3 separate regions of the Homo sapiens genome follow, and all the other regions are linked to region 1. A link is a contact called in ENCODE Hi-C or POLR2A ChIA-PET data. All regions are on one chromosome and are shown on one strand. The core of a region is the stretch at or near the end of the contact, and the rest is flanking DNA. Distances in the headings are between cores, read along the strand shown.

Region 1 (3,178 bases), core at 661-3,160:
CCCCAGCTTGTGCCCAGACAGACGCCTGGGCAGCCCCGCCTTGGGTGTGAGCCTCACGGATGATGGAGTGGAAACCCAGCGGGCTGGCCTTTCCTCGGCCTTCCTCCTCTCAATCTCCATTTTAGGGTTTGCCAAACCGGGGCTGCCTCCTGTCTCTGAGCAAGTCTGCTGTTGGTTTCTTTCCTATTTTCTTTCTTTCTTTCTTTCTTTCTTTTTTTTTTTTGAGACAGGGTCTTGCACTGTTGCCCAGGTTGGAGTGTTGGAGTGTAGTGGTGTGATCTCGGCTCACTGCAACCTCTGCCTCCTAGGCTCAAGCGATTCTCCTGCCTCAGCTTCCTGAGTAGCTGGGTTTACAGACATGTGCCACCATGCCCAGCTAATTTTTGTATTTTTTTAGTAGAGATGGGGGTTTCACCATGTTGGCCAGGCTGGTCTTGAACTCCTGACCTCGGGTGATCTGCCTGCCTCAGCCTCCCAAAGTACTGGGATTACAGGCATGAGCCACTGTGCCCGGCCTTCGTTTCAATGAGATCAAAATTGCAAGACACCAGCAGATGGAGACTGGCCCCAAAGGGCTATGCTGCCCCTTCCTTTCTTCACCTGGGATCCCCTGCCCTCAGCCCCCAGCAGGTAGGATGCCTTGGTCATGGGAGCTCACAGAGCTGATTCAGGCACTGGGGGTCTTGGACTGGGGGCCTGCCTGCCGTCTGCAGTAAGACCCAACCCCTACCAACAGGCAACTGCGAGGGCAGAGACTGAGGGCCTGACCTAACGTCTAGTTACAGCGCCCCCCTCCCCAGGGACCTTACCCACATTCTCCATCAGAAACATAGCAAGCCAGACATCACGCTTCCTTTCCCTTGTGTAAGGACAGTCTCCCTCCTGGACAGGAGACACGGATTGTTGTGGGGGAAGGACAGACAGTAACCCATGTGGCATGCCCAGTGACCTCCCTAAGAACAGGGGAGCTGTGTGATGGTGGTGAGGGGATAGGCTCGGGGATTCCCCTCGCACCTGTCACGCCATCCACGCTGTCACACCGGCGGCTCCAGCCTGGGCTCTTCAGGGAAACAAGGGCTCTCCTCCTCCCACTTCCAAGAGGGAAGGGGCCTCCTCTTCTGTCTGAGGTGCTCCTCCCTCAGGGCTGGCTGCAGGAGGGCTGAGGCGGGAGGATCCCTGGAGCAGTTGTCATCTGCCCTTTCTTGAGGGCCAGCTGTGTGCCAGGCCAGGCAGGGGAGGCTCTGATCACCCCCACACACAAGGAACTCAACATCTGGTGACTGAGGACAAGCGTCACAGTCCCTTCCCTGTAAGGGCTCATAGCCTAAGTGGGGGATCGAAGTACCTAAAAACCTGGTATGACAGGCGCCGTGGGGTGGGGGGTGCCTTCTACTTGGGATTTGTGCAGTGAATTTTGGTGTTACATAGTTTTGGAACTGTTGTACGGGTCCTTGCTATTTTTGGCAAATGATGCTGGTCTTTCATTTACAGAGGGGCTGCGTGCAAAGTCTCCTTTGAAAAATTTATGTGAGCAAGGAAAAGGGGAGAGGATCTCAAAGACTGGGTTACGTAGATCACGTTCCAGGGGGTGCGCGACGGCCCACTTGGGCAGGGGGCCCAGATGTGGGAGCAGCTGGCTCAGGGCCTCGCTGGCATTTCTCAGAGTCTTAATGTTGGTTTTCTGTTCGGTGAGCAGGAAGCAAGGCAGCGAAGACAACCTCCAGGGCACCGACCCGCCCCCCGTGGGGGAGGAGGAAGTGCTCTTGTGAGAGGCAGTCCCTGCGTGGAAAGTTGCTGGGCCCCCGCCCCCGGCTCCCCCGCACGCATGCATCCACTGCGGCCGGAGGAGGCCATGGAGCCCGAGTAGCTGCCTGGATCGCTCGACCTCGCATGCGCGCCGCGTCGCCTCTGGGGGGCTGCTGCACCGCGTTTCCATAGCAGCATGTCCTACGGAAACCCAGCACGTGTGTAGAGCCTCGATCGTCATCTCTGGTTATTTGTTTTTTCCTTTGTTGTTTTAAAGGGGACAAAAAAAAAAAAAGGACTTGACTCCATGACGTCGACCGTGGCCGCTGGCTGGCTGGACAGGCGGGTGTGAGGAGTTGCAGACCCAAACCCACGTGCATTTTGGGACAATTGCTTTTTAAAACGTTTTTATGCCAAAAATCCTTCATTGTGATTTTCAGAACCACGTCAGATATACCAAGTGACTGTGTGTGGGGTTTGACAACTGTGGAAAGGCGAGCAGAAAACTCCGGCGGTCTGAGGCCATGGAGGTGGTTGCTGCATTTGAGAGGGAGTAGGGGGCTAGATGTGGCTCCTAGTGCAAACCGGAAACCATGGCACCTTCCAGAGCCGTGGTCTCAAGGAGTCAGAGCAGGGCTGGCCCTCAGTAGCTGCAGGGAGCTTTGATGCAACTTATTTGTAAGAAGGATTTTTAAATTTTTTATGGGTAGAATTGTAGTCAGGAAAACAGAAAGGGCTTGAAATTTAATAAGTGCTGCTGGAAGGGGATTTTCCAAGCCTGGAAGGGTATTCAGCAGCTGTGGTGGGGAAACATTTCTCCTGAAAGACTGAACGTGTTTCTTCATGACAGCTGCTCAAAGCAGGTTTCTGAGATAGCTGACCGAGCTCTGGTAAATCTCTTTGTCAAATTACGAAAACTTCAGGGTGAAATCCTATGCTTCCATGTACATTACATGGCTTAAGATTAAACAAAAACATTTTTCAAGTCTCTAACTAGAGTGAACTCTAGAGCACAGTAGTTCAGAAACTATTTAGAGCTTCCAGGATATATTTCACAGCTTCAGGCATGTGATCAGTTAGAGCCGATGAAACCTATGCCCGCCTGTATATATATTAGCAGCTTAGCTAGTTCATAACCTGTATATTCTAAAGACTGCTAAGGTTTTGTTTTCATTTTAAATCCTAGCTGATTGTTGTGGTCAATGAAATACCCAGTTTCTGGAGGGCCAGGTGGGAAATGCTTTCACTGGACCAACACACAAATGATCATCCTGAGGATCTGAGCTTCCCTAGACTCCACACAATAACCTTGGGGCACCCTTTTAGAGAAGACTGTTGAAACCCACAGCACTCGTTGGGGTATGAGGAAACCAGGGCTTGGCACAGGAAGTTCCCCTTTGTAGCTAAAAGTCCAGAAAGAAAGGGTTCATCT
Region 2 (3,190 bases), core at 606-3,105, 600 kb before region 1:
CCACTTTTGGGGTGTTATACGTAATGCTACTGTGAACATCTATGTACAAGGCTCTGTGTGGACGTGTTTTCAATGCACTTTGGAATATATCTAGGAGTAGCTAGGTCACATGGTAATTCCATGTTCCCTTTTGTTTGTTTAGAGATGGAGTCTTGCTTTGTTTCCCAGGCTGGGGTGCAGTGGTGCGATCTTGGCCCATTGCAACCTCCAGCCTCCTGGGTTCAAGCAATTCTCCTGCCTCAGCCTCCCCAGTAGCTGGGATTATAGGCGCCCGCCACCACGCCCAGCTAATTTTTTTTTTTTTTTTTTTGAGACAGAGTCTTGCTCTGTTGCCCAGGCTGGAGAGCAGTGGCCGATCTTGGCTCACTGCAACCTCCACTTCCCGGGTTCAAGCGATTCTCCTGCCTCTGCCTCCTGAGTAGCTGGGATAACAGGCGTGTGCCACCATGCCCAGCCAATTTATTTTTATTTTTATTTTTAGTAGAGATGGGGTTTCACCATGTTGGCCAGGCTGGTCTCGAACTCCTGACCTCGGGTGATTCACTCACCTCAGCCTCCCAGAGTGCTGGGATTACAGGCGTGAGCCACCTTGCCCAGCCTAATTTTTGTATTTTTTTTTGTAGTGACTGGGTTTCCCCATGTTGGCCAGGCTGGTCTCGAACTGAGCTCAGGTGATCCACCTGCCTCGGCCTCCCAAAGTGAGCCACCATGCCTGGCCACCCCCTTTTTTTTTTTTAATCCGTATTTTAAGGAAGCAACACTATATGTTTAACTTTTTGAGAAGCTGCCAGACTGTTTTCCAAAGTGGTTGCACCATTTTACAGTCCCACCAGCAGTACATGAGGGTTCCGATTTCCACTGGAGGATTTTAAACAGGGGAATGACATGATCCGACTTTTAAAAGATCCCGCAGCAGGTCATGGTGGCTCACGCCTGTAATCCCAACACTTTGGGAGGTCGAGGTGGGTGGATCACCTGAGGTCAGGAGTTCGAGACCAGCCTGACCAATATCGTGAAACCCCGTCTTACTAAAAATACAAAAATTAGCCGGGCATGGTAGCCTGCGCCTGTAGTCCCAGCTACTCGGGAGGCTGAGACAGGAGAATCGCTTGAACCCGGAAGGCGGAGGTTTCAGTGAGCCAAGATTGCGCCACCGCACTCCAGCCTGGGTAACAGCGCAAGGCTCCGTCTCAAAAAAGAAAAAGAAAGTGTCCTGATAATGTCTGCGGGGAGGATGGATTGTAAGGATACAAGATTAGAAGCGGGCAGCAGTCTTGAATGGTGCCTTAGGAACTGTAGTAGGGGGATAGTAATAGGACAGTTTGGGGATATATTTGGAGGTGGCTGAACTGCCAGAAAAAGAGGTCATTTCCAGACTTTTGGGGTGCAGGAGCCCCTGTGGACTTTCCAAGGATCTCACCGTGCCAGCCTCCCCTAGCAGAGCCCCCTGTCTCCCGCCTAGGAGCTGAAAATCCTGGTGGACTACGACGAGAAAGGCTACCTCCTGCAGATCTTCACCAAACCGGTGCAGGACCGGCCCACGCTCTTCCTGGAAGTCATCCAGCGCCACAACCACCAGGTACTGCTTGTCCCCGGCAGGCCCGAGGGGACAGGCAGCTAGCACACTCGGTTTTCTGGGTCCTTGGCTCATCTCCTCTCTTTCCCGCCACAGGGTTTTGGAGCCGGCAACTTCAACTCACTGTTCAAGGCTTTCGAGGAGGAGCAGAACCTGCGGGGTAACCTCACCAACATGGAGACCAATGGGGTGGTGCCCGGCATGTAAGCCCCGCCCACCCCACGGAGGCCACAGCCACACAGCCACGCCCCCTGATTCTGGAACTCGCCCAACTTCCCTACTGGCTGCTCCCCTTGGGTCCCGCCCACCAGCGGACTCGGCCCCCAAGGCTCCGCCCACACTGACCACGCCCCTCGGCGGGGCCGCCCTCTGCTCCAGCCCTCCCGATTAAAGCGTGCCCCGGTCCAATACTGTGTCTGTGTTTGTGTTGCGCATAAGGCAGTAGTGCCTTATGGCAGCCAGGGGGAGGCCAGGGCGGCCGCCAGCGCCGCGGGACCGAGGAGCTGCGGGTGCCAGCGCTTTGCCAGCGGGACCACGCGGAGAGGGGAATTCTGGAACCAGGGAAGGAAGGGGACTTGCTCTGGAGGGAAAGACGGATGACACTGCTTTTGTAGAGAGATAAACGCGATTCAGACAATAAAGCAAGCGATGAGCCGGGCGTGGTGGCTCACACCTGTAATTTCAGCGCTTTGGGAGGCAGAGGTGGGAGGATCGCTTGAGGCCAGGAGTTCGAGCCCAGCCCGGTAACATAGCAAGACCCCGACCCCCCTGCGTCTACACAAATAACAAATAAAAATTAGCCTGGCGTAGTGGCGCACACCTGTGGTCCCAGCTACTCAGGAGGCTGAGGTGGGAGGATCGATTGATGGACAGAGGTCTAAGCTGCAGCGAGCCCTGATCCTGACACTGCACTCCAGCCTGGGCAAGAGTGAGACCCTGTCTCAAAAAAAAAAAAGGCAGTTGATGAGAATATGTGGAAGCGAAGATCGCAGGGGAGCTAATTTTGATAACGGAAGACCTCTCCGAGAAGGTGACATTTGGGAGCCAGCCATGGGACCATGCTCGGGAAAAGGATTCCAGGAAGAGCGAACGGAGAAAGGCCCTGAGGTGGGGTCAGAGTTTGGCAGCATCTTGTCTGCCGGCTTGATGATCTCTTTTTGTTGTTGTTGAGACGGAGTTTCGCTCTGTCCCCCAGGCTGGAGTGCAGTGGTGCGATCTCGGCTCACTGCAAGCTCCGCCTCCCGGGTTCACGCCATTCTCCTGCCTCAGCCTCCCGAGTAGCTGGGACTACAGGCGCCCGCCACCACGCCCGGCTAATTTTTTGTATTTTTAGCAGAGACGGAGTTTCACCTTGTTAGCCAGGATGGTCTCGGCCTCCCAAAGTGCTGGGATTACAGGCGTGAGCCACCGCGCCCGGCCGATGATCTCTAAAGATGAGCTGTCTTCAGTTTTGCTACCCAGAGCCCAAACCTCTGAACACAGGAGAGGGGAGAGTGTTAGACAAGGGACTCTAGGGGCAGCATCCCTGCTCATCAACTGTAGGATATGGTCCCTTGGTTCCTGGTCTCAGAGATAAAGCAGGTAGGAGGGGCCTGGTATCCCAGTCCCTGCCCT
Region 3 (3,397 bases), core at 846-3,345, 740 kb after region 1:
TAATTACCAGAGGTCAGTGTTTGCCTCTTGGATAAGCCAGAGCCTGTAGGGGCAGAAAGGAGGAACGTCAGCATCTGCAAATTCTTAGAATGAAAGAATGTTCCCCAGCTCCAAGCCGCCTACATAGTACATTAATACAAACATACTTGCAGTCTGAGCGAAGATGGGAATGGAGGCTGAGGAGGTCAAAGGACGAAAGGTCAGCCCTAAAGACAGGGTGTTTTGTTATTATGGTAATTACACCTTCATACCTTCTATAATATTCATTGACAGACGGTGACATCAACAGGTGTAGTTTATCATGTTCTGTGTAGAGAACTAAACTACCCTACTGTATTTGCCATGCCCCCAATTCCAAGAAAACGGCAAAAAATTAGCCCATCCCATTCCTCATCACAAAGATCTTAACTGCACCCCTGCAACACAAGACTTTTCCAATAGGACAAAACTTCAAACAGCATTGTATACCAAATGATTGCGGATCAAAATTAAATTTACAGGAACACAATACTGAAGCACTCCACTGTTGCTGTAAAAACTGCTGGAAACAGAATCTGTCAACTGGCCAAATTTTATCCTTAATTATTATCCAAACAGCCGTCCTCTTCACATCTATCCGGATGATGCTAATCTACTACCCTGTCCACTAGGTTAGCAAGTTGTAGGAACAACTCTTCACCATTTCTCCCACCCTAAGAGGTACTGGGGAGTAGAATGCCTGTGGGGGGCATTGGGTGGCAACGGTTATCTTTCTCTGCAAAATTCTTACAAGTGTTTGTGGAGCGTCACACAAGATTTAGCTACTCTAACTGCACGCAGTGCGAAAACCTTTTAAAGCTATGAAGGGGAGTAACGCTCTTGCAAGCTAGAGGCACGCACTGCTGCGTTTGTCAAAAAAGGCATTTATTTCTGTTCCATCTGAAGTCTTTCATCTTCCCATTCTCGACTGGAACCCTCCCACGGCTTAGGCTGCCAGCTTTCTTCCCTTCCAGCAAACACTGCTCGAGAAGTTGGCAGTCCTGCCGGCTTTCTAGACTGCCATTTACCAAGCCCCTACCCCAGCCCCCAGCCCCGCCACCACCCACCACCTTCCCTCAACTCCCCACTGGAAGGCTGGCAAGATCTCCTCCCGGCCCGGCTGGAAACACCCACGCAGCTCCCCCCTCCGGAACACCCAGATGGATCCTCGGCGCAGGAACCACACAGAAGGGGGAACCGCTGCTCCCTGATCTTAGATACCGTTGCTAGGTGGCGCTTTCCCCCCGCGGAGCTGGGTAATTAAAAAAAAAAAAAAAAAAACTTCGGACGCCGGGGGTCTGGTCTTCTCCACAGGAGCGCAAAATGCATCTGCGTCCTTTCTGGAAGCTTCTACGCCCCAAGCCGCCAGCAGTATTCCCGGGACCTGTCAGGCGCCCTTAGGAAAGCAGGATCGGGGGGAAGGAACCCCCTGCTCCCGGCTGCGTATCGGCCCCCGCGCCCATCCTCACCTTCTTGATATGAGCCGCAATGTCCTTCTCTATGTTGTATTTCTCCAGCGCCTGAGTAGCGCACTCCACCGAGTCCTGTTGCATCTCTTCCGACATGTCCGCATTTTTGATCACGGCCTTTCGGTCGCACATGGTTACCTAGTGGGCAAGGCCTGGGGTAAGGGGTTGAGTTGGGCCGCGCCCCCCAGGCACTAACTGCCCCCACCCCGGCCGGCGCCACCACGGGACGACGCCCCCCACCCCACTTCTCAGGAAGCGCGGGCTACGCGGAGGGCTAAGTCCGGAGTGGGGCGAAATAAGGCAGCGAGGACACCCCCTGGCCCCCCGAGTTTCTCACCGTGGAGAAGGGGGCTGGCCGACTGCAACGGTCTCCTGGGGGAGGTGCTAGCACAGCTCAGGCCCGGCTAGAGATACCGTCGCTACCGAAACCGTGGCGCATCTAAGCAGCCCCACGCCAGCCGCCGCCGCCTAGTGCTCAGGCCCCGCCCTGCTCCCGCCGGCCCCGCCCCTCGCCGCGCGACCCTATTGGCTTGACGCAGCCCACGGCATTCTTCCATTGGTCCATTGACTCCATGGTTCCCTCAGGATCTTTCTCCTGCATTTTGTTGCAGACCACAATGCACCGCTCACGGCGTCGGTTGCCCGGGCAATGGGCCGCACGCTACGAGGCCCACACACCCAGAAGGTGGAGCCCCGGCCGGGTTACGAGGACCACCCAGCTGTCTGGAGAGGTAGGAAGGGAGCTTCTGCCGGGGCCAAGGGAAGTGATTCCAAATTCACGGAGGTTGTCCCAGGGTGTGTTCTCGAACAACAGTCTCTAGAAGTTGGTGGCCATTCCTGCCCCCACCCCCCCGCCCCCCCACCACGACAGGTCGCATGATCTCGCACCCCAGGTTAGCAGGATTACGACAGAGGTGGCCTCTCCCTTTACTGAAAGGGTATCTCTGAAGCAGGGCCGGCTTCGTGGGTAAACCAGCAGTGCAGTCTCACAGGAGGGACCCTTACGTTTTCATTTTGCACTGGGCCCCATTTGTAGTCGGTTCTGCTCTGAAATATTTAGGGGAGGGCATCCTCAGGATTGAGGGAGGGCTTCAAGGAGGGAGGGTGTTTCCTTACGAATTAAGGGATTATCCCCAAGAGTGGGGTCTCTGCCAAGCAATGCGGACATCCTTTAAGGGGTTGGGGATGGGGATCCGGGTGGATTTGGGAGTGTTGAGCCCCGGGGTTTTTGTCCAGGGTGAAGCTTCTTGCTCAGGTGAGGCAGTCTTTCCTGTGTGGGAGAGATTCTTGGTTGGGATTTATCTCTGAGGAGGAGGTATTCTAATGGACGAAAAAGCGGCCGTTAGAGAGATGACGTCCCCTCTGGCTTAGGGAGGAGACACGAAGTGGTTAAAAAAGCAAGATCTTGGGGGAGTTGAGGGACAAGTCAGATCTGGATTTAAATCCCAGCACTGTCATTTACTAGCTATTTGAATGTCTTCTTTAAGTAAAGGAGGACTAAATGTAAAAGGAAACCAGTTCATACGCTTGTTAGCAGTATTAAACATTTGAAGTTCTCTCAGCACAATGTGAGGCACATAGTAAATGATCAATGAATCTTATCAATAATTGTCAGTTTATACAACTATCCCAAAGGCCACAGCAAGGTTTTGAACAACCAGCTCTGAAATGCCTATAATGTATTTTTCGAACCTCCATAAATAAGTTATCAGGTTAATCATGTATCTGGAAGCTTCCTATTTACATTTCTACATTTTCCTCTGACCATCTACTCTCATTACTCCTTAAAACAATTTGTGGCTGGGCATGATGGCTCACACCTGTAATCCCAGCACTTTGAGAAGCCGAGTCAAGGGGATCGCTTGAGCTCAGTAGTTGGAGACCAGCCTGGGCAATATGGCCAAACCCCA

What was found. Hi-C counts contacts between places; a loop is a spot of excess contacts on that map. ChIA-PET counts read pairs that join two places held with the same protein, here RNA polymerase II (POLR2A). Pooled maps may share reads with other maps.
Region 2: a loop to region 1 is called in a pooled map, with 6 times the contacts of the local background. The contact joins two enhancer-like sites. A Hi-C loop is called at or near these places in 4 of 50 pooled maps. POLR2A ChIA-PET finds 5 or more read pairs at or near these places in 2 of 52 experiments (B cell and activated CD4-positive, alpha-beta T cell).
Region 3: a loop to region 1 is called in a pooled map, with 7 times the contacts of the local background. The contact joins the promoter of NRAV here to the enhancer-like site in region 1. A Hi-C loop is called at or near these places in 1 of 50 pooled maps. POLR2A ChIA-PET finds 5 or more read pairs at or near these places in 3 of 52 experiments (H1, activated B cell and activated CD8-positive, alpha-beta memory T cell).

Annotation. Positions count from the first base shown.
Region 1 is chr12:121,239,388-121,242,565 of GRCh38, reverse strand. It overlaps CAMKK2 (calcium/calmodulin dependent protein kinase kinase 2), which reads left to right. Exons shown (of 17, transcript NM_001270485.2): 17 at 1,697-3,178. The coding sequence ends at 1,867. Among named protein-coding and RNA genes, the nearest start is that of P2RX4, 31 kb to the right of the region's middle. RefSeq lists a silencer at 1,721-1,800. Within about 2 kb of position 1,910, at least 24 of the 41 ENCODE cell types and tissues checked have a DNase peak (open chromatin) inside an H3K27ac peak, as active enhancers do.
Region 2 is chr12:121,838,321-121,841,510 of GRCh38, reverse strand. HPD (4-hydroxyphenylpyruvate dioxygenase) reads left to right here. Exons shown (of 14, transcript NM_002150.3): 13 at 1,463-1,579; 14 at 1,673-1,984. The coding sequence ends at 1,783. Among named protein-coding and RNA genes, the nearest start is that of TIALD, 16 kb to the left of the region's middle. RefSeq lists enhancers at 652-1,321, 1,993-2,663 and a silencer at 1,831-2,030. Within about 2 kb of position 1,855, at least 16 of the 41 ENCODE cell types and tissues checked have a DNase peak (open chromatin) inside an H3K27ac peak, as active enhancers do.
Region 3 is chr12:120,494,644-120,498,040 of GRCh38, reverse strand. NRAV (negative regulator of antiviral response) reads left to right here and starts at 2,095. Exons shown (of 2, transcript NR_038854.1): 1 at 2,095-2,218. DYNLL1 (dynein light chain LC8-type 1) reads right to left here and starts at 1,928. Exons shown (of 3, transcript NM_003746.3): 1 at 1,825-1,928; 2 at 1,488-1,625. The coding sequence starts at 1,619. RefSeq lists silencers at 1,525-2,044, 2,335-2,384 and an enhancer at 1,604-2,270.